Linked DNA regions of Homo sapiens: regions 2, 3, 4, 5 and 6 are each linked to region 1. A link is a loop called in an ENCODE intact Hi-C map of the cell type or tissue named here. Cell type or tissue: mammary epithelial cell. All regions are shown on one strand.

The links. A loop is a pair of places that touch in the nucleus more often than their neighbours do. Peaks named below come from ENCODE experiments on the same cell type or tissue, not always from the same donor. Only the 100,000 strongest peaks of a DNase experiment are listed, where the experiment ranks them.
Region 2: it touches region 1 in a loop (12-fold over the local background); 2 of 110 quality-filtered maps call a loop at or near these places.
Region 3: a loop joins it to region 1, with 5 times the contacts of the local background. A loop is called at or near these places in 3 of 110 quality-filtered maps.
Region 4: it touches region 1 in a loop (13-fold over the local background); 3 of 110 quality-filtered maps call a loop at or near these places.
Region 5: it touches region 1 in a loop (9-fold over the local background); 3 of 110 quality-filtered maps call a loop at or near these places.
Region 6: a loop joins it to region 1, with 3 times the contacts of the local background. A loop is called at or near these places in 3 of 110 quality-filtered maps.

What each region holds. Positions count from the first base shown.
Region 1 is chr9:108,669,288-108,673,287 of GRCh38, forward strand. No RefSeq gene overlaps it. Among named protein-coding and RNA genes, the nearest start is that of ACTL7B, 180 kb to the right of the region's middle. In mammary epithelial cell, a CTCF peak has its summit at 2,121 (motif pointing left); DNase peaks (open chromatin) are centred at 2,124, 2,584 and 3,404; H3K27ac peaks cover 2,020 bases.
Region 2 is chr9:108,812,529-108,816,528 of GRCh38, forward strand. No RefSeq gene overlaps it. Among named protein-coding and RNA genes, the nearest start is that of ACTL7B, 41 kb to the right of the region's middle. In mammary epithelial cell, a CTCF peak has its summit at 1,661 (motif pointing left); a DNase peak (open chromatin) is centred at 1,613.
Region 3 is chr9:108,755,279-108,759,278 of GRCh38, forward strand. No RefSeq gene overlaps it. Among named protein-coding and RNA genes, the nearest start is that of ACTL7B, 99 kb to the right of the region's middle. In mammary epithelial cell, a CTCF peak has its summit at 1,696 (motif pointing right); no DNase peak of the experiment used is centred here.
Region 4 is chr9:107,420,076-107,424,075 of GRCh38, forward strand. LINC01509 (long intergenic non-protein coding RNA 1509) reads right to left here. Exons shown (of 8, transcript NR_121581.1): 8 at 209-345. Among named protein-coding and RNA genes, the nearest start is that of LINC01509, 45 kb to the right of the region's middle. In mammary epithelial cell, a CTCF peak has its summit at 2,313 (motif pointing right); a DNase peak (open chromatin) is centred at 2,326.
Region 5 is chr9:108,414,706-108,418,705 of GRCh38, forward strand. All of the region lies in intron 1 of LOC105376214 (a long non-coding RNA gene), which reads right to left. Among named protein-coding and RNA genes, the nearest start is that of ACTL7B, 440 kb to the right of the region's middle. In mammary epithelial cell, a CTCF peak has its summit at 1,830; a DNase peak (open chromatin) is centred at 1,826.
Region 6 is chr9:108,477,149-108,481,148 of GRCh38, forward strand. No RefSeq gene overlaps it. Among named protein-coding and RNA genes, the nearest start is that of ACTL7B, 380 kb to the right of the region's middle. In mammary epithelial cell, a CTCF peak has its summit at 1,599; DNase peaks (open chromatin) are centred at 493, 1,523 and 1,983; H3K27ac peaks cover 2,197 bases.

The sequences.
Region 1 (4,000 bases):
GGGGCAGCCACGAGGAAGAGGAAAAATGGTGTGTGTTGACAAAGCACAATACACACGGTTGAATGGGGTTGACTCCCTTTTCGTTCACTCTGATTCTTCCAGGTGCATATCCAAGGGTGTTGCTGGCATTATTCGGGAAGTTTGAAAAACAGTGAATTAGACCCTGGTGCTGGGGTCACCACAACTAGAGGTTCTGTCCTTTCATACAGAGATTTGCTTTGTTTAGCAGGAGGGCACTGAGTGTTCTGGACCCTGGGGGGAAACATTCGCAGGTGGTACGTAAGACAATCCAACAAGGAGAGGGTGAAATTATTAGGATTTTTACTTCTGATTTATTTCATACTTTTAAATTCCTATTTTTTGCATGCACTACATGTATTAGTCCATTATACAATTTATAATAAATATATACATATTAGAGATGCGTGCTCAATGTATTTTTACTGAGATGTTTGTATAATGAAAAAGATTTAAAGAATGCTGCTCCAGATGACACTCAGTTCCCCCACACGTGCCTTCTACTGGCACTGGGGTGGTCAGGTAAGAGTATGACCACCCCAATGGTCATGGCAAGGTATCAACACTGATGCAGGAGTAGTTATTCTGCACCAAACCCACTGACTGCTGGCAGATGCATTAAGAAGAGAGTGTTACTTAAGCTGTATTAATGGTAGTAGTGTATCTAGAATGAGGGATGGGACAGTGCCATTCACCCTTACTTGTCCAGACCACACCTAGATGATTGTGTTCCATGCTGGAAGTTATCTTTTAAGAGATGACCCCAAAACTGAGCCTTTTAGAGGACAGTGACAAAAGACATCAAGGACACTTGAAAGCCTGTCAGTAGAGGAATGCTAGATGGGAGTGGAGGTGTCCAGCCTGGCTGGGAGGTAGCGTACGTAAGAGCCAGCTTCAGATTTCCCATCTTGGGAAGTGAAAATAGACACCCTTTATGGGATCCAAGAGTTAGAACCAATGGGTAGAATTACAGGTAAGAAAATTCAGGCACAACCTACAGAAGAACTTTCTGGCAGAGTCACCTCAAGAGAAGAACTGAGTTTCCCATCATTACAGATGTGCAAACGGAGGCAGGGTGAGTACTTGTTGAAGGGGCAGCAGAGCACACTTCGTCTCCAGATGGGTGTTTGATCAGGAACACAAGTTCCCAACAAAGTTAATGCACGGACAACTAGTGGTCGTAGGGTGATTTTTAGGTGGTAAATGAATATGTTTTATTTTAATAGTTGTATGGAGATCTCACAAATATGCTTGATTCAGATGAGGCTGAAGCTTCTTACATGGGGAAATTGAGGTAAAGAAATTCATCAAGTAAAAAGACAATAGAAGGAGAATGCAGATGTGGCAAAATTCAGGAACGACCAAAGACAAGGAAACTATGGGGATGAAGGCCCCTCCTTGCCTTGAGAGTCCAAGATTCTTGGATCTTCAGTACTCACCCTCCAACCCAACATCACTTTTGACTTGTGCTCTTCTTTCTCCAGGAAAGCACAGGCTCCAAACCTAGAGAGTCCCCAGGGCCTTTGTGTTCTTCTGGCCTCCAGAAACACCCAGGTTGGGCACATTCCTCTTCCCCAGCCAAATGCACCTGTCCTGGACACTGAACAACCTGCTTCCCTTTTCTGAGACAAGATGAAATTGATAAATGGACCCCTCATTAATCCTGGGCTACCCCTCCCCACCTGCATCTCAGGGAATGCAAGCTTACTTGAGCAGTGGCCTCCTTGAACTCAAAGATAGAACTCCAGGCTCAAAGTTCAGCATTAAGGTACGAGTTTTGAAGGAAATATTTTTACTCGGGTAGGATCTAGGAGCCCTTGCCCCCAAATTGTGCATTTATAATGATATTAGGTGTTTAGCTCTTCACAGCTTACAAAGCATTTCCCACGCCCACTGTCCACTGCCCACCTGATCCTCACAACATTGTAAGACGCAGTAAAGTGGGTCTTACAATGACTATTCTCATTTGGAGACAAGGAAATTAAGACTCAGAGAGGCTGCCTAACTTGCTCAAGGCCACACAGCTTTCAAACCCACACCCAAATTCCCTCATTCCAAATCCCAGACTCAATTCACTGTACGACACTGCCCTCCAGTGTCCCAGAGGAGGGACTCTTGCCCATCTACAAAGGTAACAAGAGCGGCTGTTGTCCCCAGATTCTCAAAAAGACAAGCGCTCATTTCAGTTTTTACTGTCTAGATTGTGATGTAGGTGGTTAGCCTCAAAATGAGGCACATAAATCACTTCTGCTCCTCAAGGAGCAGAGAAGTCTCCTCTCTGTTTAAAATATGTGGTGAGTACCTGCCTGTCTCCTGGGATGATTCTAAATGGAATAATGTAAGCAAAAGGGTCTGGCATACAGCAGGGGCTCAATCATTGCAGGCTGGGTCTGTTGGCACACCTCACTTTTCTGTCTGAGGTCATGAGTAGAAACAGAGGTTTGAAACAACCAGCTGAACATTTTATAAACTAAACTAGAATTGAAGCCCCAGATTCCCATGTCATGTGTCTCTGTTTGAAACCTAAGTGCATGCCACTTCTTGTTTGGCCTGCAGGAATTTTGCAAAATGAATCATTTCAGCAAAATGCATCTTCATATTAGGGAAGACAGAAACCCAGGAATGTGGGGGGGAAAGGCAATAAAACAAATACTATTAAATTCCACTGACTCTTAGTACGCAAGGCGTCTTCAGCACGTTTTCACCATATGGTGCAGATTTTCCAAGATGGTCCTCATTTCAGAAGTTCTGTGCCTCGCTCAGACCATGTGGTGGACACTGTGCCAGGCCATGTGACTCAAGTTTGCATTAGGAAAAGATGGTCAGTGTAAATGTGTGCCAGACCCTGCTTAGGCATACACAAGTGAAGGAGGCATGGTCTCAGCCCTTTGAGGTGTTCAGTCTCAAAGAGAAGGCAGTGGAAAAAGGATGGACTAGGATGAAAAGTGACATGGTGGGGCGAGTGACCACAGGATATTTCTAATGCAGAGAAAACCAGAAAGTCAGAGAAGGTTTCCCAAGTAAGGGGCGTTCAAGTTGGATCCTGAAAGTTGACTAGGAAATTGCCCAAGGAGAAGAGGTCAAGTGTACCTATCTGTGTTCCATTCTGCCTGTAGTCCTTCACCCACCTGCCTCAAACCTTCCACTCCTTGTCTGGATCTGGTGGTTCACCTTTCCCACCCATCCCCGTAAGATGGCCCAACCTCCCTTTCTTCGCCTCTGATCCTCATCCAGCCCAGCCCAGTTCCCTGCTCCACATCTTCCCTTTACCATGAATCACAAGGCCCACTCAGAGCTTCCTTCTCCCTGAAAGACTTGAAATGATATATTTACCTAAGACTCTCCCTCCACCTCCAGTGTTCTCTGTCCTCATAGGACAGCAAAGTGAGGAAAATGCCAGACCCAACAGAGGACGGAGAGCGTGGAGGTGCAACAGGGATGTGATTCATAACTCAACAGAGATGAGTGAGAAAGGCTGTGGTGGGTGTGGGAGCAGCCAAGGCACAAAGAGGAGGAGAAGGATTAGTTGAACCAAGCCAAGCTCAGCCTTAAAGATCCTGGTTTGGTTTGTTCCCAAAATAGGGTTGAGCTTATGGCTGGTTCTTACTTGTTAGCAACCAGTTCACCCGTGCCTTCTCTTAAGTCCCTGTTCATTAATCTTCTTAAAGAAAGTGACTTGATTCTGTCAGGGTTGCTGGCTGCATATCAAAAACCTGTTCTTCCACTAAGAGGTTGCAGAGGCAAAGTACATGCATAGAAATCTTCACAGAGAACCTCCATATAGAATAGAAAATCGTTCTGCCTGTCCACTAGTGTGAGGCGCATGCTGGTGAAGATTTGTATGCTTAAGTGCCAAGAAGCTGCATTTACTTATCCATTCACTCACTCATTCATTTATTCATTTACTTTAAAATATGTATTGACTGTGATCCAGACATGAGCTAGGTATTGTGAATATGAGCAACAATGAACAAGTTAGGCG
Region 2 (4,000 bases), 140 kb after region 1:
GAGCCCAGGGGGTCTCTTCTTGGCAATTGCAGCTGCACATCAAAACTTGACTCTGACACAAGCAGGAACCAGGGCCAGATCCTGGGCTCCCCAGGCCTCTGTTCTGACCGCCAGACAAGAATGTCTGTCTCTGTTAATTTGACTTAAGCTCTGTTTAATTACTAACTTGGTAGTTTCTGTACTCTGCTTAGCTGCTTGTCAAGTATGTGGCACTTTTGATAATTTAAGGGTTGGAATTTAGTCTATTTTTGCAATTGAAAATCAGCCTGGAGCCAGAGTTTCCCTTTTATTCAGAAAGACGAAACAGATGGGACATCAAAGGCGGTCATCCTGTAATTTTGTCTTTTCTGATACATTAAAAGCAGGCCTTGCACACTGGCTGCTTGATGTCATTGGAAACTTCTATTGGGCCTGTAAATATGAAGTCTAGTGCTTTCATATCATTAGTTTTTATCTTTCTGCGTCCAGCTTAAGAAAAATTACTCAGCAATGTCCGATGGCCACACCCAGAGGCAGCATGGAGGATGCCTAGGAAGCATGGGGACTGGGAGCAGGAGAGTTTGGGTTCCAGGACTGGCTCACAAGCTCTGGGTTCCATGACTCCAGTGCTTACCTAAGATCATTTTAACTGCTGTTATACATTCTACAGCATTTGTTCATTCAAACCAACACTTATTTGGTATCCCATAGATTTTGGGGCAGATTCCACAAGCAAGGAGATCTGGTTCCTATTCTCAGAAAGCACTCAGTCTAATAAGACGACAGATGGGGAAAGAGACCAGCTCACTCTACATAGTTGTTGTAGCCAAGGTGTACAGAAAGCAAACCAGGAGCATGGGAATAAGTCAGTCTACTTGAAGGATGGGGAGGTATTCACCAAGTGTGGCGTACTCAGGACAAAGGACAGCCTGCACCCCACAGGAAAGTTTAGTATAGGCTGTGATGGGGAAGGGAGGCAGAGGAGGAGTGGAGGCAGGGGACTGTGAGGAAAGGAAGAGGGTGTAAAAGTGAAGAAAGTGAAGTTTGACCTGTTAGGTTGAGGTCAGATATTCTGGAAAAACAAAGTCACTTGGTTAAATGGGAATGACAGAAATAATAGCTAACAATTATTAAGCTCTTATTGCTACTATTTTAGTACTTTCCACTTAAATCTATGATGTTCAGTGATGGCAAATTATAATACTTGCCCAAGATGATTCAGTTGGGAAGAGGTGAAGATGGGAATTTGAAGGCAATCTGCAGACCTCAGAGCCCAGCCCTTAGCCATCACACAGTCTTGCCAGGGCTTCGCAAAATATTCAGTGAACTGATGAATCCAAAAGTACTTTGCCAACTGTGAAGTGCTGCCCAAAAGTAGCCACTGCTGTTTACTAGTTTTGTTACGAAGATCTCCAAAATAAGAGATCTTTCTTCTTCCTTGATATTTGACAGTGCAAACCCTGAGCATTTTTTCCCAGGTTCAGAATAGCAAGCAAGAAAGGCTATGAGATTGTTATGTGGACATATTATGTAAACAAACAAACAAAAGGCTATGAGACAGAAATCACTCTGGATGAAAGGAAAGGAAGTCTGGGCTTTCATGAGTCACACTGAGAGACAGAAAAAATGATAAAGTCAGGCCAGGCAACCCTTCTGAAAGCTTAGCCTGTACTGGCACCTGCTGGTGCCCACAGTAGCTGTGCCAGCTTTACTTTCAACCAGGAATTATCCCTTGGAGGGTAAATGCCCCAGGGCAGTTTTATGTGTGAAGGGATTAGGGGCAGAGGGAAGGGTTGCAGCTTTTCTTCTTTTCTTACTCAAGAGGCTGCTGTGCATCTTTGGAAAAACCTCCAGGCTAAAATTCACTAGTAATAAACTACTGAGCACCTTTTATGGACATGCGTGGCACTGAGGGTCTCACTCAGCTCCCCCAAGAACAGTACCCCCAGCCCACCTCTGCAAGACACAGAACTGGAGGAGGTTGCTGCATTTGACCAAGATCATGCAACTAACTACTAAGTGGCAGCTCTAATTTAGGCCAAAATTCGATTTCATTTATACTCTTTTTTACAGCACCAGGTTATTTCCAAAGACTTAAGTTCACAGTCTAATTTTCCCATTTGCTATGTATGGGATCCTGGCCCTACCAATTCACCACTGAGAGTTTTGTCTTGGTTGACTGATCCCCTTACCTTATTCCAGAAGAGGTCAAACATGCCTACCTTACTCAAATCCTTTTCTGCAATGTGGGGAGAAACCCCTCTCACGGTGTTTGTAATGATCCTAAAAAGAGGTTGGATCTAAAAACATAAATAACAATACAATTACCTTTAAAACCTGAAGACCTGCTACGCCATAAATGTTTCTTTGAACTTCCTGGCTCCAAATGGAAAGAAGAATTCAAAGGTATTCCCTGAAATAGCTCCTAAACTTGTCAGTTGATGTTCGCACCTGGAAAAATCTCTTAACCCCAAATGTGTCCAATCAAAGATCTAGAAAACTTATTTTCCAGAGCTCAGTTGAAATTTAAAGAAAAACAAATAAAAGATACACAGTTGAACCATATGAAATTGCCAATATTTGACCATTCTGACTTACCAAAAATAAGTAAAAGCAGCACATTGAAGGGATTCAATGTAATTTACGCAGGCCCTCAAAAAGACAGGGTCTTTATCACTGTAGTCATTGGACAAGCCCCCTCCAGGCCAAGTATCAGCAGACAGGCACAAGAGTCACCTGGGTGATTGTTTAATATGCAGGTTCCCAGGCCCACTCCAGAAATGCCGATTCAGGACTGGAGTGGGGTGAGTCACTCAGGAATGTGCCTGTGTAAAAGACATCCCAGGTATCCCAACACAGGGAGGAGGTGCACCTTGCTCTGGAGTACTACTGGGCTTCTAAGGCAATCACCCAGGTGACTCTTGTGCCTGTCTGCTGATATTTGGCCTGGAGGGGGCTTGTCCAATGACTTTACAGTGATAAAGACACTGTCTTTTTGAGGGCCTGCGTAAATTACATTGAATCCCTTCAACGTGCTGCTTTTACTTATTTATTTTTGGTAAGTCAGAATAGTCAAATATTGGCACTTTCATATGGTTCAACTGTGTATCTTTTATTTGTTTTTCAGAAGACAGCATTCCAGGATGCTGCACTCTCAAAGGGCATCCAGTCTACGGTGGGCAGGCTGATTTAAGGATTTATGCTGTACAAGTGGACAAGATCCTGGAGGGGCACAGTTTCAAATCTCATTTCCATAACTTGGCCGCTGTGAGAAGTCTTTGGAGTACCCAGCTTTTTTGTTTTAATGATCCAACCCTGCTTTTTGTTGTTTCCTTTTGTTTGTTTTGTTGCCTGAAATTTATTATTATTATTAATTACTGCGAGGGGACCTGAAACACTTTTTGAATAGCTGCTTTAGGGTGATGTGTTCAGTCCCCATCCCTCTACCCTCCAAGACAGAATTACTGCGGCTCTACTTGTTGGTTTAAAGACTATTTATAAGCAAGGTCCATCTTCCACATTGCAGATCCAAACCAAAGCCTCATTATTTCCACTGTTTGTTTTGCTGCAGAATGGTTAACATTTACATGGAAATGGGTCTTTTTCTCTATCCTGTAATTTGGATTGTTTAGTTTTCCTTTTTGGACTTCTTTGATGCTGCTGAAGAAAGAAGTCCGCAGGAATCTGGAGAAAGGAAGAGTGAGCTGCCGGGGGCCGAGTGGGCGGCAATGCTGTTTGCTTCCGTGCCTGTGTGGCGCCCCCCCGCCACGCCGCCCCCACCACTTCCCCTAGTTGGACTAAGCTATCTCCTTCCTGTTTCTGCTTTTCTCCCTCCTACAGCTGGGCTAAGATATGTCAGCACTTAGGGCTGGAGGTCCAGCTTTACCACTAACTCAATATGGAACCTGGATCAAGTCTCCCTCGGAAGCTTTGCTTCCCATGTGAACAGTGAAGGTGCTTAACCAGATGATCTCTAAATTCCATTACATTCCTAAGCCCACTGAGCTTCCCTTTTCTACAC
Region 3 (4,000 bases), 86 kb after region 1:
ATTTTCCCAACCTTGTTCATAAAACACCTCTAAAATGGACAACATTAGCCCCATTGTACACAACGAAACAAAGCTCAGAGTAGTTAGGGTTCCACAGTCACAGACAAAAGTCCCGAGTAGAGATCTGTCCCTGGACCTAATTCTAAAACTCCTGTTCTTTGTACTCTGTTCAGCTGTCTGTCAAGAAATCAATGGGGTTCACTTCAGTTAGGGAGTAACTGTGACCTGGTCATGGGGAGGGAAGCAAATCCTCATCAGAAGCCCCTCCAGAGCACCATGGGAGGACCACCTGGGAAAGCTGTACACCAGTGCGACTCCATGTAGTCCCCCAAACGGCAGCAGCAGCATCACCTGGAGGCTGGTTAGAAATCACATTTGTGGACCCCACTCAGACCCACTGAATCAGCAGCACTTCTGAGTCTGTCGGCAAGCTCTCCAGCTGCTCTGATGCCTGCTAAACTTTGCGAACCTCTGCTGAACACAGCCTCGCATTGTGATCAGTGGCAAGAAACAACACTGGCCAACCACAGATTGAGAAAATTAGACATGGAAAAACATGCATCTTCCTCCAAGGACTCAGAGTTCCCTGTGGAATGGGAAACTGAACCCAGAAAGCTTCATTTCAGGTTCTGCTCCACAATTAAGAGTTCCTCCATCCTTGCAGTGTGAAGGAATAGAGGCTAGCAAATTAGAATATTCACTGGCAAAGCTGGCAAATTAGACTATTCACTGGCAAAGCCAGACCTGCTTTAGAAAACTGTGGACCCCAGTGAACCCTCACTGCACCCTCACTGCATCCTCAGTTCATTGTGGATTTTCTATCTGGCACACAGCAGGAGCTCAATAAATACTTCCTGACTCACAACAGTCAGATAGTGAATTTAACCCCTCCACAACTCAGGGCTTGTTTTTTCTTTGTGGTTCTTTATCGCTCATTTGCATGCATTCTCACAGTAGATACTGAAAACAAAAGTTCTCTTCTCAGTTCCCATCTTGGCAGTCCTTTTGCTTTTGAGTTTATCGATTGCCTTGGGACTGATGCGACAAAGTATGGATTACAGATGCTTGAAGAACATTTGTTAACTCCAAGGGAGAATGAAGCTGTGAAATAAAGTAGTTATTTAATCGAATTCTACTACTAATAATGCCTTGCCTTGTTTTTCTTAAATCAACCTAAAACGTGTGGTCAAAAAATATTTGACTTCACTTTATTTTGGAAATATTTAACATTAAAAAGCAATGGCCCATAATCTCGGCACGCTAACAAAATTATTTTCATTTTTGCCCATTCTCTTTCAGGCCCTGTTTTCATAATCATATACAATTTTGCATGGTTGTAATTACACAGAAGCGATATTTAAGTCTTGCTTTTTTTTTTTCCTGGTTAAAGTTCCAGCCTGAATGAATTCATACATTATCTCATGATGATCATTTTCAATTTCTGGACCATGGACACATGTTTTGGCATACCACTTGAGCATGTCACAGTGAGTCAGGAAGCATTTATTGAGCTCTTGCTGTGTGCCAGATGCAATTCTAGGCCCCCAAGGATCTAGTAGTAAATAAGATAAAGTCCCTGCTGTCCAGACTGTAGCAGCCTACAACTATAGGGGATGCCATTTGCATCCTGTGTGAGCCTGTGTAACTCACACTGGGGAATTTCTTCCTTAGGGCAGATTCCTTTCCTTCCTCTAGAGGGCAGGTAAATAGAACTAAAGGCCAGGAGCACGCTGAAGGATGCATGCATCTTCATGGCTGTTGCTACCATAATATTACTACTGATAAAAGAAAAACATCAGTCAAATTAATTTTAAAGGAGTTTAATTGAGGAATGAACAATTCATGAATTGGGCAGCCCCCAGAGTCACAGTAGATTCACAGAGACTCCACCACAGCCACGTGGAGGAAGAAGATTTATAGGCAAAAAAAAGGGAAATGTATAACATACAGAAATCAGCAGTGAAGTACAGAAACAGCTGGATTGGTTACAGGTTGGCACTTGCCTTATTTGAACACAGTTTGAACACTCAGCAGTCTTTGAGTGGCTGAAGTATGGCTGCTGGGATTGGCAAAGACTCAGTGATTGTTACAAGTGCATACTCTTAAGTTAGGTTTTCAATCTTGTCTGACTATTAAGCTAGGTTACAGTTCATCTACAAGCACTCAGATATAAGACTATGGAGTCCTTCTCAGGCCGTATTTAGTTTGCTTTAACACTGCATTTTTCTCCCAAGACATTTTACCAATTTTCACTACTAGCAGAGATAGCAAATGTATCATTTTCAACAGAAACTCATCAGCATTGAGTGCTAACATTTTTTTTCAAACATGTGCCAATTGAATTAGTTTACAACAGTCCCTGGAGACAAGCTATGGATTTAAATACGCTCCCTGGCAGTCTTACTCTTCCCTCAGAGGCTTCTTTCAGTATATGAGATGATACTGTCTGTTGTGGACTGAATGAGTCCCACTCCAAAGTTCTTATGTTGTATTCCTAACCCCCAATGTTATGGTATTAGGAGGTAGCAACTCTGGGAGGTAATCAGGTCATAAGAGTGGAGCTCTCACAAATGGGATTAGTGCCCTTATAAAAAGATACAAAAGAGTTTGTTTCCACTAGGCGTGGTGGCTTATGCCTGTAATCCCAGCACTTTGGGAGGCGGAGGCAGGCAGATCACCTGAAGTCAGGAGGTCAAGACCAGCTTGACCAACATGGAGAAACCCCATCTTTACTAAAAATACAAAATTAGGCAAGCATGGTGATACACGCCTGTAATCCCAGCTACTCGGGAGCCTGAGGCAGAAGAATTGCTTGAACCCAGGAGGTGGAGGTTGTGGTGAGCCAAGACTGTGCCACTGCACTCCAGCCTGGGTGACAAGAGCAAAAGTCCATCTCAAGGGAAAAAAAAAAAAAAAAAAAGACTGTTTCATCTCTCTCTCTCTCTCTCTCTCTGCCCTCCACCATGTAAGGATACAATGAGAAGGTCATCTGCAAACCAGAAAGTGGCCCTCACCAGACACTGGACCTGCCAGTGCCTTGCTCTTGGACTTTCCGCCCTCTAGAACTATGAGAAATGTTTGCATTAAGCCACCTAGTCTATGGTATTCCATTATAGAAGTCCAAACTAACTAAGACAGACACTCTCAGATGATGAATGTGAAACCACCTTTGCAAAAGTTCTATCAGTGAGAAGATTGTAACACTAAGCTAAGCTAAACTAACCCAAACCCCATCTAGCCTTTCCCTTAGTTATTCCTGGGCTACTGGGCCAAGCTAACTCTGAAAGGTACTTAGGCTATAGTTTAAAATGATAACAGGCCTTGCCTAAAACTCAACCACTTTTGTAAAGCTAATGGGAGGCCATCAGGCTGTGCGCAGGAAAGGAGTCTGAATCCTGTTAAGGTGCAGACATTATTCCAGAGATTACAACATATGCAGCTTCCCCAATTACTCCTGCAAATAACAACACTGCTGTAGATTGGCCTTTTGGGATACCTTTCCAGGTTTTTTGCATGTCTGACACCCATGGCTCCACCGGGATAAGCTTCTGTTGTCCCCACCCAGAAGCAATTTGGCCCACAAGAGGACAGTTTTAACCCTCTATGATTTCCTCTCCACCCCCAACCAATCAGCAACAAGCACCTGTTACCTGGCCACCCTCACCCTTTCCTTCAAACCACCTTTGAAAAACCCCTAACCTATGCACGAGATGACTTGAGTACAAAACTCCGTCTCTCATGTGGCATGGCTAGTCTATGTCTCTTAAACTCTTTCTCCACTACAATGCCATGGTCTTTCTTTATCCAATGGGCAAGAGAACCCCTCAGGCAGTTACAAATGTCAGAGTTAAAACAGGACACTGATATAGCTGAATGGTCTTCCTAGAACGTAAGGCAGGAGAAGGGTCTCCCACTAGGGTTTAAGTTTTCTCTGTGGAATAATATGGATCCTCGTGTTGGACATGAAAAGGAAGGAGAAAGAGAGCAGCATCCTCCAAAA
Region 4 (4,000 bases), 1.2 Mb before region 1:
TCCGCTCCTCTCCCCATCTCCCTCAACAGGACTTCTTCTCCAGCCCTCACCTTCAAAGAAGGATTATATGGTCATGCGCACCAAGGCATCTCCAGGAATCAGAACGGTTCATGAGTTTTCTAAAAAGTATTTATTATGGAAAATTTCAGATGCACACAAAACTAGAAAGAATAGCATAATAAACCACCATGTACCCAGCTACAGCATGTATTAACCCATAGACACGTTTATTTTATCTGTATCTTCATGCATTCTCCACGCCCCACTCTTCATACATAAAGGATCATTTTGAATCAAATCCCACATCTCACATCATTTCACTTGTAAATATTTCAGTAGGTAGCTCTGAAAGATAAAAATTAAAAACATACAATGCCATACGTGCATCTACAAAATTAAATAATTTATTAGTATAATCCCATCCACTGTTTAGATTTCTCTGATTTTATTATAATTTTTAAAAATGGTTGGTTTGTTGCAATCAAGATGCAAGCAAAATCCACGTATGGGGTTTGGTTAATATGTCTCTTTAGTCTTTTTTAGTCTAAAGGCTTCTTCTCTCGCTTATTTTCTTCCTCTTGCCATTTATTTGTTGTTGTGTTTTCACTTGCGATTATTGTCCTATATCTAGAGTTAGCCACATTCTAGGGTTTGCCAGTTGCAACCTTGGGATGTCATTCTACCCAGAGGCTGATTCTTTGGTGCCTTTGTTCCAGTGTAGACATGCAGCATGCAAGCAGGAGGGGGCTCAATGAAAGAGCAGTAGGTCATCTTTTCCAACCTTGCCACATCAGTGCCCTGACCAGCCACACCACTAAAGTGCTCTGGTGAATTTCTTTTCCAACACCCTAATGCTGAGGCTTTCCAGCCATCCACCCATCCATCCATCACTCATTTCCTTGGCCATCCACCACCCATTAAATGTGAGGATACTATGGCCCAGGCACTGAGCCTAGTGCTGAGGATACAGGGCTGAATCAGACCCAGCCTTGATCCTCAGGGTGGTCAGGGCCAGTGCAAAAACAAGCAAGGAGATAAAATATGCTGGTACTAGGCTTTCCTGCTGCATTCTCATTGCAGACTTGCGTGAAAGGGAGCTTACAGCAGGAGTCCCACTGGACATTAGAAAAAGCTTCCAAAGGCCAGGTGTGGTGGCTTATGCCTGTAATCCCAGCACTTTGGGAGACCGAGGCAGGCGGATCACCTGAGGTCAGGAGTTTGAGACCAGCCTGACCAACATGGAGAAACCCCATCTCTACTAAAAATACAAAATTAGTCGGGCGTGGTGGTGCATGCCTGAAATCCCAGCTCCTCGGGAGGCTGAGGCAGGAGAATCGCTTGAACCCAGGAGGTGGAGGTTGCAGTGAGCTGAGACTGTGCCACCAGACTCTAGCCTGGACAACAAGAGTGAAACTCCGTCTCAAAAAATAAAAAAATAAAAGAAGAAGAAGAAGAAGAAAAGAAAAAGCTTCCAAAGTGGCTCCTGAAATGTCTGTCACAGGACTCAGCCAGGCAAGGGGGAGGGAGTGAAGGGTGAGGAGGAAAGAGAGGACATTCAGAACAGGCGAACTGCAGGTGCAAAGGCCCGGAATCTAGGGAAAGCAGAGTCTGTGGGAGGAACAGCCAGTGTTTCAGGATGGCTAAAGCAGAGGTTGTGAAGGGCAGGGACGACTTTAGACCTTAGAGGCCCCAGGCACTGTTATTTTCCAAGGCCCCACCCCCACACTATACCATGCTTATTAAAATTCACCCACATCACACAGGAAATATGAGTTATATATGGCTACCTAAGGTTGAGGCCAGTTGCAAAGACAATTGACATGTTACATTTTGTAGACATTTAATTACATATTTATCAATTACAACTTGACGGCTTTCTTGTTTTATCAGTTTTGGAGGATGTACATAAATATATAGAATGAGAGTCTCAAAACTAATCTTGTAGCTACGCCTGTGATGGGCTAATTGATGAATCAGTGCTGGAGAATGGGTCACAGTGGCAAATGAGGCTGGAGAGGCCCGTGAGCTGCTGTCCCAGAGGGCCTGGGATGTCCTGCAGGGAGCTTGGCATGAGAAACCTTGGAGAGTTTTAAGCAAGGGCTGATGTGGGCTGCCTAGAAAGGCATGGATGAGAGAAGCCTGGAGACAGGGATCCCAGGGAAACGCCCATGCAATTAGTCTATTTCTGCTGCAAGTAAGCATGCATTTGTAGGCTTGATGCTTTTTTTCTGCTTCTCCAGCCCTGGCCTGGGTCAATCCTTGGGGCCCAGACTGAGCACGTGATGGCAGAGGAAAGGAAGCCCTGCTTCCTCCAGAGGGCGTCGCAGGACAGCTTTTCCTAGACAGGGGCTAGTATGTGCAGCTCCTGCACCGGGATACTGGTTGACAAGTTTGGCTGGGCTGGAAGCCAGCACCTAGGGAGGTCCCTGGAAGGGGCCAGCCTCACCAGGAGAGGAGGGACCTGGCCCTTCAGGGTCGAGCTCAACAGAGGAAAAGATCTCAGGGCACCCAGAGCCCAGTGGCTTTCAGCACCTGCATGAAAATCAGAGATCAACCAGATTACCCCATATTGCCCAAGAGAAAACTGAGGCCAGAAAGTGATGGAGCTTGCCCAGGACCCCAGAGGGTGTTAGAGGCAGGCCAGAACCAGAGGACAGCTCTGTCCCAGCACTTGCCCTCCTTTAATTAGGTGGGTGGTCATATCGCAGTGGTCAGAGACATTGCAAACAATAATAATAAATATTGAGCACTTGTTACACGCAGGGCACTATGCTAAGCACCTTGTATTTGTTATGTCCTTTCATCCTAGCAACTTCTCTGGAAGTGGAGTAATATCTCCCCCATGTCCTACATAAGACAATGGATACACTGGAGGGTTAAAGCCATGCCTTGCCTAAAGTTACACAGCTGTGCTTAACAGCTGGAAAACCCCAAAGGGTCCCTCTGACTCAGCCCCTGTGTGCTCAGTTTTAATTTTGGGAGGGAAATAACAATGCCACCTTATAATACTTTCTAAGAATGAGAATTTTGTTCAGTGAAGTGGCCTTCTAGAGCTGGAAAATGAATTCATATACTCTTCATATTTTTAACAAGGATGTCGTAGTTAATTGATCCGTAGCCAGGAAGTTAGATTAACCAGGACACTTCTGGCCCCAAGCACTCTAGCTAGTTGATTAATGGAGACATTGCCATGCCAGCTAAGTGGCTTTGGAGTGCAAAATAGGATGAATTGCTCTTAGCAGAGACCTAAATCCTAAACTCAAATCCTCACATTTGGGCAGGTGATCAATGCTTAGGGAGCATCTCCTGCCCAAATGCGAGGATTTGAGAGGGACAGTCGCCTATACAGGTTCACAGAACTGACTGGCAGGACCAAGACGAGTCCTCTTGTATCCGAAGCCCAAACCCTTAATCTTGAAGCTCAGTAGCAAACCAACAAAAGACTGTTGCAGTCAGGCGTACGCCACGTTTACTTTTCCATTGCCAGGACTGGTAAGCCGAAAAGGCACCACAGAGGATCCATGAGAACGGGTACGTAAAGCATACAGATTAGAATTTTGGCTTTGTCACAAAGGCACTTGAAGGAGTCAACCCCTTGGAGGAGACTTTCAACATTCATTCAACAAATATTTACTATGAGCACTGGGGAGCCCACAGTGAACAGGATGTTCAAGGCCTGGGCTCTCAAGGATTTTACATTCTAAGGACGAAGAAAGTGGGGCTGGGTGGGGACGGGGAGAGACAAGAAATATAAAGAGACTGTTAAGTGCTATTAGGGCAATAAAACTGGATAATATGACAAAACAGGGATGGAGTGGGACTGTTTAGTTAGTAGCCAGGTATGAGAAATTTGAGTTGAGATCTGCATGATACGAAAGAAGGAAGCTGGTTGGGTGCAGTGGCTCATGCCTACAACCCTAACACTTTGGGAGAACGAAGCAGGTGGCTCACTTGAGCTCAAGAGTTTGAGACCAGCCTGGGCAACATGGCAATATCCTGT
Region 5 (4,000 bases), 250 kb before region 1:
CTTTTTTGTAGTATTTAAGAGCCATTTTTAATCCCTTTGTTTATATATATATATATATATGCACACATGTGTGCACAGATACCTAATAATTCACTTTTTCTGCTAAATTATATGTGATCTATACATATTTAAGCTCTTTCTAATCATTTTATTTTATTAAGCCATATCATTACCTGCTTAATAATGAAAAATTAATATCCAAAACTTTAAAGAAGGAAAGTTTTATGTGAAAAAATTATTTTCTTTATTTCCAAAGGAAGTATTTTTCATTGTTTTGCAAGAAGAGCATATTTCCCTAAAGCCCTACATATTTGTTAAACCTTACCTACACGCAGCATATCAGAAATTCATCCACTCTCTAAAGTGTGGTTATACCTGCTTAATCGCACATATTCAAACAATTTTAATTTAAAAATAAAACAATTTTTTAATGAAGCAGCAAAACATCTTTTCATAATTGAAGCGCAATAGGCGCACAATCAGAATTTTAGTAAAACTAAAAACTGGTAATAAAAATTAAATAAAAGAAGACAGGAAATAATATAAGGTTCTAAAAATTGGTAAGAAAACCATGCCAAATTACCAGCTTTTTTATATATTGCACTTATTATAGTGTAAGTGTTCTTTCCAGAAAAGTGAAGCAATACATTACATTACAAAGAATATAAGAAAAAGAAGAATGTGAAAGCATTTATGATCCAGGAAAAAACATTGTTAAAGTTGTGTAAGTACCCTTCTAATCTCTTATCTATGCACACACATACATACACATAAATAAATGCATAGTTTCCCTTCCCAACATTTAGCTCATATGGAACATACTGTTTTGTAACCTGCCAGGCCTTTTTAAGCCCTGAAATTCAAACTCAAGCCCTTGAGGCAAACTCTTGAAAAAAGGGAGGAACGGGCTTCAATAGAAATCTCACAAGAAAAAGCAAAGGAAGGAAAAATGGAGGGCACATGAGATCAAAGAAGACAGAGGATATGGAACTGAAAGGATATCACAAAGGAAGCAAAAGATAAAGACGGACTTTTTCAATTTAAACCCCATTTTCTAATTTTCTTAATTGCATCAACACTGCGCTATTGTGTGTTTTTAGAAATTCTACTCCTCAATTCAGTCTTCCTCTCCTCCTCTTCCTCCCCCCTTCTCTGTGACTGGGTAGTTCACAGCACAGTGTAGAGATGCCAACTGCTGGAGCCAAATTCAATTCCAAATCCAAACATAAGCAACGTTTGTGAATCGAGATGCTTTGAGGTTCACCCAACTCCAATTTTACCAATTCCCTCCAGGGAAATATTTCTCTTTGAAGCTTCTGTGTACCCAAGTGCATTCTGGGATGGAAGTTTGGGTTTCTGGTGTGGGGCAATTTACGTATAGAATGAATACACTCTGCACCTAACCCTCTTATTACCTCCTGTGTTCCACAGTCTGTGACAATGTATAGTAAAATCAGCACATGAAGGCATGGCTGGAAATCATGCCCCTTTTTGTTCATATGCGTCTAACTTCAAATTTAAAAGGCAAATAAAGAATATTGAATTAGCCCAGATGTTGTAAAGTTGGTATCCATCTTAATTTCTTCAGAAATACTCTTGAACTTCCAAAAAAAAAAAAAAATTGGAAAGGGAAGAGCTTAAAATGAAATTCATTTTAAAATGGTAGTTTTAAAACTGTTAATTGTATCAAACATTGTCTTGCCAATAAACGTCACAGGCCACAAACTGAAACTACAACAAAAATATTTTCTTCCCAAAGAAAATAAGCTGTTCAATTGTGTAAGTTGGAGCATGTTTTTAAATATATGGAACAGGTGGGGGTGCAGTTGAGCAAGTTAAAGGCAATCTACCTGGCCTGAAAGGCCTGAAAGCCCAACTGGAAAAAGAAATAAGCTTGAGCTTAAAGCAAACCTGGAGTTTGAGGAGAGCTCAGAATTTTGTCTATGCGAAGAATTACATGCTAACAAACCCACCTGTCAAGGAGGCCAGCAGCATTCACTAGTGGTTACAATATCATTTTGAGGGACACACTGAATTGGAGGAGCAGTCTCTAAAACCCTCTAGGAACCTGAGCCCCTTCCTTTCCTGGCCTCCTAGGAGCTGCCTTCCTTCTCCTTCTTCATCACCAGGATAAAATAACTTGTGACCAAAACAAAAGAGAAGGCATTGACATTTTCAGTTGGGGTCTCGGATGACTCCATTCTCAATCCCTTGTACCATACATACCTCTGTCAATGTCTTCTCTCAGAATTCGGTGGAAGCTGAGAGTTTGTCACCTTGTTTAGCCCTTTGATACTCCTTCCAGTGTTTCTCGTGATGTCACACCCTTAGTGTATACTCAGGAAGTATGGCCTGCATTATCATATCCTTCTTAAATTACTAAAAATAGATTTGGGGGTGAGCCTGCAGAATTATGTCTCCTGGGCCTCTGAATATCTTTTCTTTTATACTCAATTATTTTGCATTATCCCAGACAATTTCATTTAGGTGTTTGATTAAAAAATAAATACCACTTGGTCGATCCACCATCATTATCTTTTCCAAAATGTATAAATACATAAAAAATAAATGCCTGTTCTTGGTAATGATCATGCTTTCCTCCCCTTGCAGGTCCTAACATTTGCTTGTCAATTTGGAATCTGCATCCTAATACATATTCCCATAGTACCCACATTTTCTTCTTAGTTATGATTCTCCCTGGGCCTCCCTAAAACAAATATGCTTTTGACACAATATATGTTTGTAAAGTGAGAGTATGCACAAAGAATTCCATATGTAAATGTATTGGGTAAATCAAAATGTACTTTTATGACAGAAGAATTAAGAATATTCACAACCTTAAGAACTATACTAAGCTTGCGCTAGTCACTGAGCCATGAAAGGTGATAAAGAATCAGACATAGCTCCTTTGTCATCCTAAGCACACTATATATATATATATGTGTGTGTGTATATATATCTACATCACACTATATATATAGTATACTATATATGTAGCACATTATCTATATATATATATATACAGAGCACACTATCTATATATATAGCACACTATATATATACACACACACAGGCTTACACACATACACACATACTTTTTTTGTTTAAGGTCAATAAAATTGCATCTGTATCATCCTATCATCCTGTTACGAGTTAACCTTAGCATGGTTCCAAGTTTTACTTAAATTAGGCAAGAGTTCATGAGAGGACAGATGACAGCATTGTTGCTGGGTAGTAATTCAAAGCTATGAAGTAAGGTTGCTATTAGCCCACATGTGATGAATGACAATACAAGATGTGGCAGTTGGTCTTAGCCTCCCTATGAAATTCATAGTCTTCCCTTTGAAAACCAGTTGTGGCACAGAGGAAAGGGCACCAGCTCTAGGTAAATGGGTCTTGCCACTTTGTGGCCCAGCATATAAGGAGCTTAGAAGTGGCCACTCTGTCCCAATAAGTAAAAAGCTGAACAAACAGAATAATCAACAATTCTTCTTATTCGTCAGAAAAGTGAGGTCACACAGCAAAATGCTGTTCCCCAAATTTGGAAGACAGGTAGGTAGATACAGGGAATCATAACTTACCAAAGTAGAAACCCACAAGAAGAAATCTCCTTGGAAACTAGTGCCAGAGTAGGGAAACTTGAACTGTAATTAACAACTTGCAGGAGGCTCAGGACAACTCAGAGGACAACTCTGAGAATTAAAAACTGTGGGGAGATTCAGTCAGAGGGACTGGCCTCCACACTTTTATGAGTGTTATCTCCAGGAGTTCAACCGGGTCCACATGGTAAAAATTGGAGAAAATCTTGCACTTCTGACAGGGGAAGAAGAAAGGCATCATTCTGAAATACGCCAGAACATTCTGTTCTTCTTAGCAAAGCGTGACCTTAGGACAAACTATATTTTATCAGAGCCTAAGCTACCTGCGGGAAGGGAAATACCCAACTTCAGCTCCCTGAAGCCTTTCTGTGCCACCTAAGGGGTGAGGGGTGCTAAAAAGC
Region 6 (4,000 bases), 190 kb before region 1:
ACCCTGTGTGGCCGTGGAACAATCATAAGTGAACATAATATACAAGATGTAGGACATGGGCCCGACAAGAGAATCAACACGTCTCTAAGTGCAGACAAAATCATAAGAATTACAGGGGCTCCTAGATTGGAGAGGCCTTAACCAGGGCTTTGGAATTATGGCAGCAAAAGAATCTCTTTGGTGAAACTGCATCTTAAAAACACTATGTAGAATCGAATCTGGATGCAATGCTAGCATTCAGAACAAAACCCAGTTATTGGATACTTAATATAAGTTAAATATTCAATTATGAAGTTTTATGCACACTAAGGAATTGCTTGCTATCTCTTTAGTAATTGATGTATTTCCATACCCGATCAGAAACTAAATCAGCTCTCCACTTTCCAGGACATAAAACTTTCCAATTTGTTTGCATTTCAAAAAATTGCTCACACACACACATTTGAATTATGACTCATGAAAAGAGAAATAACAATACAGTCAGTCACACGTTGCTTAACAGCAGGGATATGTTCTGAGAAATTGTCGTTAAGTGATTTCATGGTTGTGCAAACATCATAAAGTGCACTTAACACAAATCTAGATGGTATAAGCTACTACACACCTAGGCTATATGGCATAGCCTATTATTCCTGGGATACAAACCTGTACAGCACGTCGCTGCTTACCTCAGAAGCACCATAAACATGTGAGTAATTATGATGGCTATACTGTCACTCGATGACAGGAATTTTTCAGCTCCATCATAATCTTGTGAGACCACTGTCACATACGCAGTCTACAGTTGACCAAACATCATTATGTGGCACATGACTGTACTTTTTATTTGTACATTTCTTTCTAGTTTCTATTGTGCTGTACTATCCATCATAGCAACTGAACTTATAACAATGCTGTGTGGTAGGTATTGCTATCCTTGATTTTATGGTCAAGACGTCAAAACATTGACTGGTGCAGAGTCACCCAGATAATTAGGCCAAAGCCATAGAAACAAAATCTGATGACTCCATGTCTAATGCTTTTCGTGCCACGACAGAGCCATCATGAACAGTGAACATGAAGGATCTCCACCAAGCTTGATGTCTGGGAACTATTCAACCCTCGGTGGAAGTTTGTTGGGTTCCCATGTTTATCTGAGTTATTTTACCAGGTTCCTGTAGGACTCACTCATCTCACTGGACTCTGCTGCCCTAACCCAAGGGGACTAGGCAGGTTTTCCCAATGCCAGATGGTTGGGCTGGGAGAAGCATTATAAACGAAATGAGTGAGCCACTACATCCCAGGGGAAATGCCGCTTGGATCTTTGAGAAGAGGCCAAGGGGGTGCCTGACAAGACCCAAAGGGAACCGTTATTATGGGCAATTCACAGGGTCCATGTTCTGGCCCTTCCCCTCACAGGCTCATAAATTCCTCCTGTCAGAGCTACAGATTTGACTGGGCCCAGAGCACTGACTCACACTAGTAATGCGCACAGAGACATTCATCAAATTAGCTGCCAAATCTGCTCGTTCGCAATGAGGAAACTCATTGTCAAGGGGATGGGTGCTCGTGTCAGCCTGACCAGCTGTGGGCAGCCTACAGGGAGAGTCAAGTAACCAGAGGCTCTTTCGTGGGCCTCACCCTGATTAGTGGCAGAGAATTAACTGGATGATCAAAATGTTTAGTGGTCAGAGGCGGGATAACAGATGACACTTCTGTCTCATTGCAGGACAGACTTATCAGAGAGAGAGAGAAACTGAGGCCAGTCTGACCAGATGTGTCATCATAAGGCTGCTGAGATGACACTGGCACCCTCTGTGACCCTCCTTTAGCTGAGTTTGTTCCGTACCAACTCCGTTCTGACAGACACATTCTGAACTACATTTCTGAATGTCAAGTTTGGCTGTAGCCAGGACTAATTCTGGCCCGTGAGTCATTCTGATTCTTTAAAGAGATTTTGCCCCACTCAAAACTAATACTTTCTATGTTGATTTCTGAGCCTAATTCCCAGAGTGCAATCTGATGTCCCTTATTTTCAAGTTTGTGGTGAGACTACACTCATCACTGTCAGCCCTGTGTCAGAACAGTCTGACTCACCCATTTCACTTTTGCAAAGTAAAAAAAAACAAACTTTAAAAATTCTTATTACAAAACCAACATAAGCCCTGTATTTAAAAACTAGTAAACATATGTACACACATCCACACACAGATTTAATCTCCTTTAATCCCAATGACTCAGTACATTCTGTCAATTCTCTTTATGTACACATTTTAATAAAATAATAATATTTTGAAAATTGCTTTTTCACTTTACATATTATGAACATCTTTGTTAACAAATAGAATTCTAAAACATCATTTGGATGACTATCTGCTATTCCATTCTATGAATAAAATTAAAATTATTTAAGCAAGCGTCAGTGGTTGGATATTTAGGTTGTTTCCAACTTTTTGCTCTTACGGCACACTGCACTGCAGATCCTTATGGATGAATATTTTTAATAAACATTTTATTTTAGAAGTATTTTAGGTTTGCAGAAAAGTTGCAGCCAGTATAGAGTTCCCATAATATAGAGTTCCCCTAATGTTAACATCTTATATTACCATGGTACATTTGTCATAACTGAAAAACCAACATTGGTATGTTAACATTAACTATACTCCAGACTTTATTCAGATTTCATTAGCTTTTCTACCAATGTCCCTGTTCCGTTCCAGGATCCAAATAAACATATCACATTGCATTTAGTGTAGCTGAATTTTTACGCACACATATACAAGAATTCCGTGACTTAGGCAATGGGGTTATGTCCTCATAAACCCATCATAAGTTGAAAATATCCTAAGTTGATAATGCATTTAATCCAACTAACCTACTGAACATCATAACTTAGCCTGGCCTATTTTAAACATGCTCAGAACACTTACATTAGCCTACAGCTGGGCAAAATTATCTAACACAAAACTTATTTTATTAGAAAGTGTCGAATAGCTTATGTAACTTCTTGAATACTATACTGAAAGTGAAAAACAGAATGATGGTGTAGGTACTGAAAGTATGGTTACTACTATACCATGCATATTGCTTCTGCACCATAGTCAAGTCCAAGGCTCTTAAGCAGAACCATCATTAAGTTGGGGACCATCTGTATTACTTCCATTTATTCCTGGACATGAAAGAATAAACTCCTGGAAGTGCTGGACCAAAAGACACAGAAGTTTTGAAATTTTTTGATACACGTAACTGAATTGCCCACCAGAAGTGTTATACCAACGCACATTCCTCCCATTAATGCATTAGAATGTCCATATACATGCTGACAATGCTGTTTCTTGTAACCACTTTGAACCCTATTATGATGGTGTCACAGCAAAGTCAAATTATAGAAAGAATAAGCTGATTAATGTTGAGGGCCCTATCTCTGTTTATCTGGCTGGGTGCAGGGAGGTTTTAGCATATGTGCAGATTGGTGAGCTATATGTCCTTCAAGCAATCCTCTAATGTCTTATGTGATGACTAGCTAAGCCTTGAATAGATATCAAGAAGTAGTGAGCCTAACGGTCAATGCATGGCCAGAGAAGTGTACCTGGGAGCTCTTTCATGTTGCCAAGATTACAGTCGTCTTCAGTACAGCTCCATAGACACGTGTGCTGGAAGGAATCAATGTGCTGTACTACATCAGCTTTCAAGTTTTTTTTTTTTTCTACCATGACTCCCTGCTCAAAAGCACATTTTAAGTCCCTAGAAAAAATTATTTACTATGAGCAATGCTGTCTGAAATTTTCCATTCTATTCGATTTCAATGCGTAATCTTACAAGCACTGAACTTGTGCTGTCTGCTATAGACCCGCAGCCACATGGCTAGCGAACACTGAAATGTGGCTAGTCTGAATTGAGGTTTGCCAAAAGTGGAAAATACACACCAGATTTCTCGAATTTAATTCAACAAAGTGAATGTGCAACATCTCATTAACAATTTTATATTAATTACATGCTGCAGTGATAATATTTTGTGTAT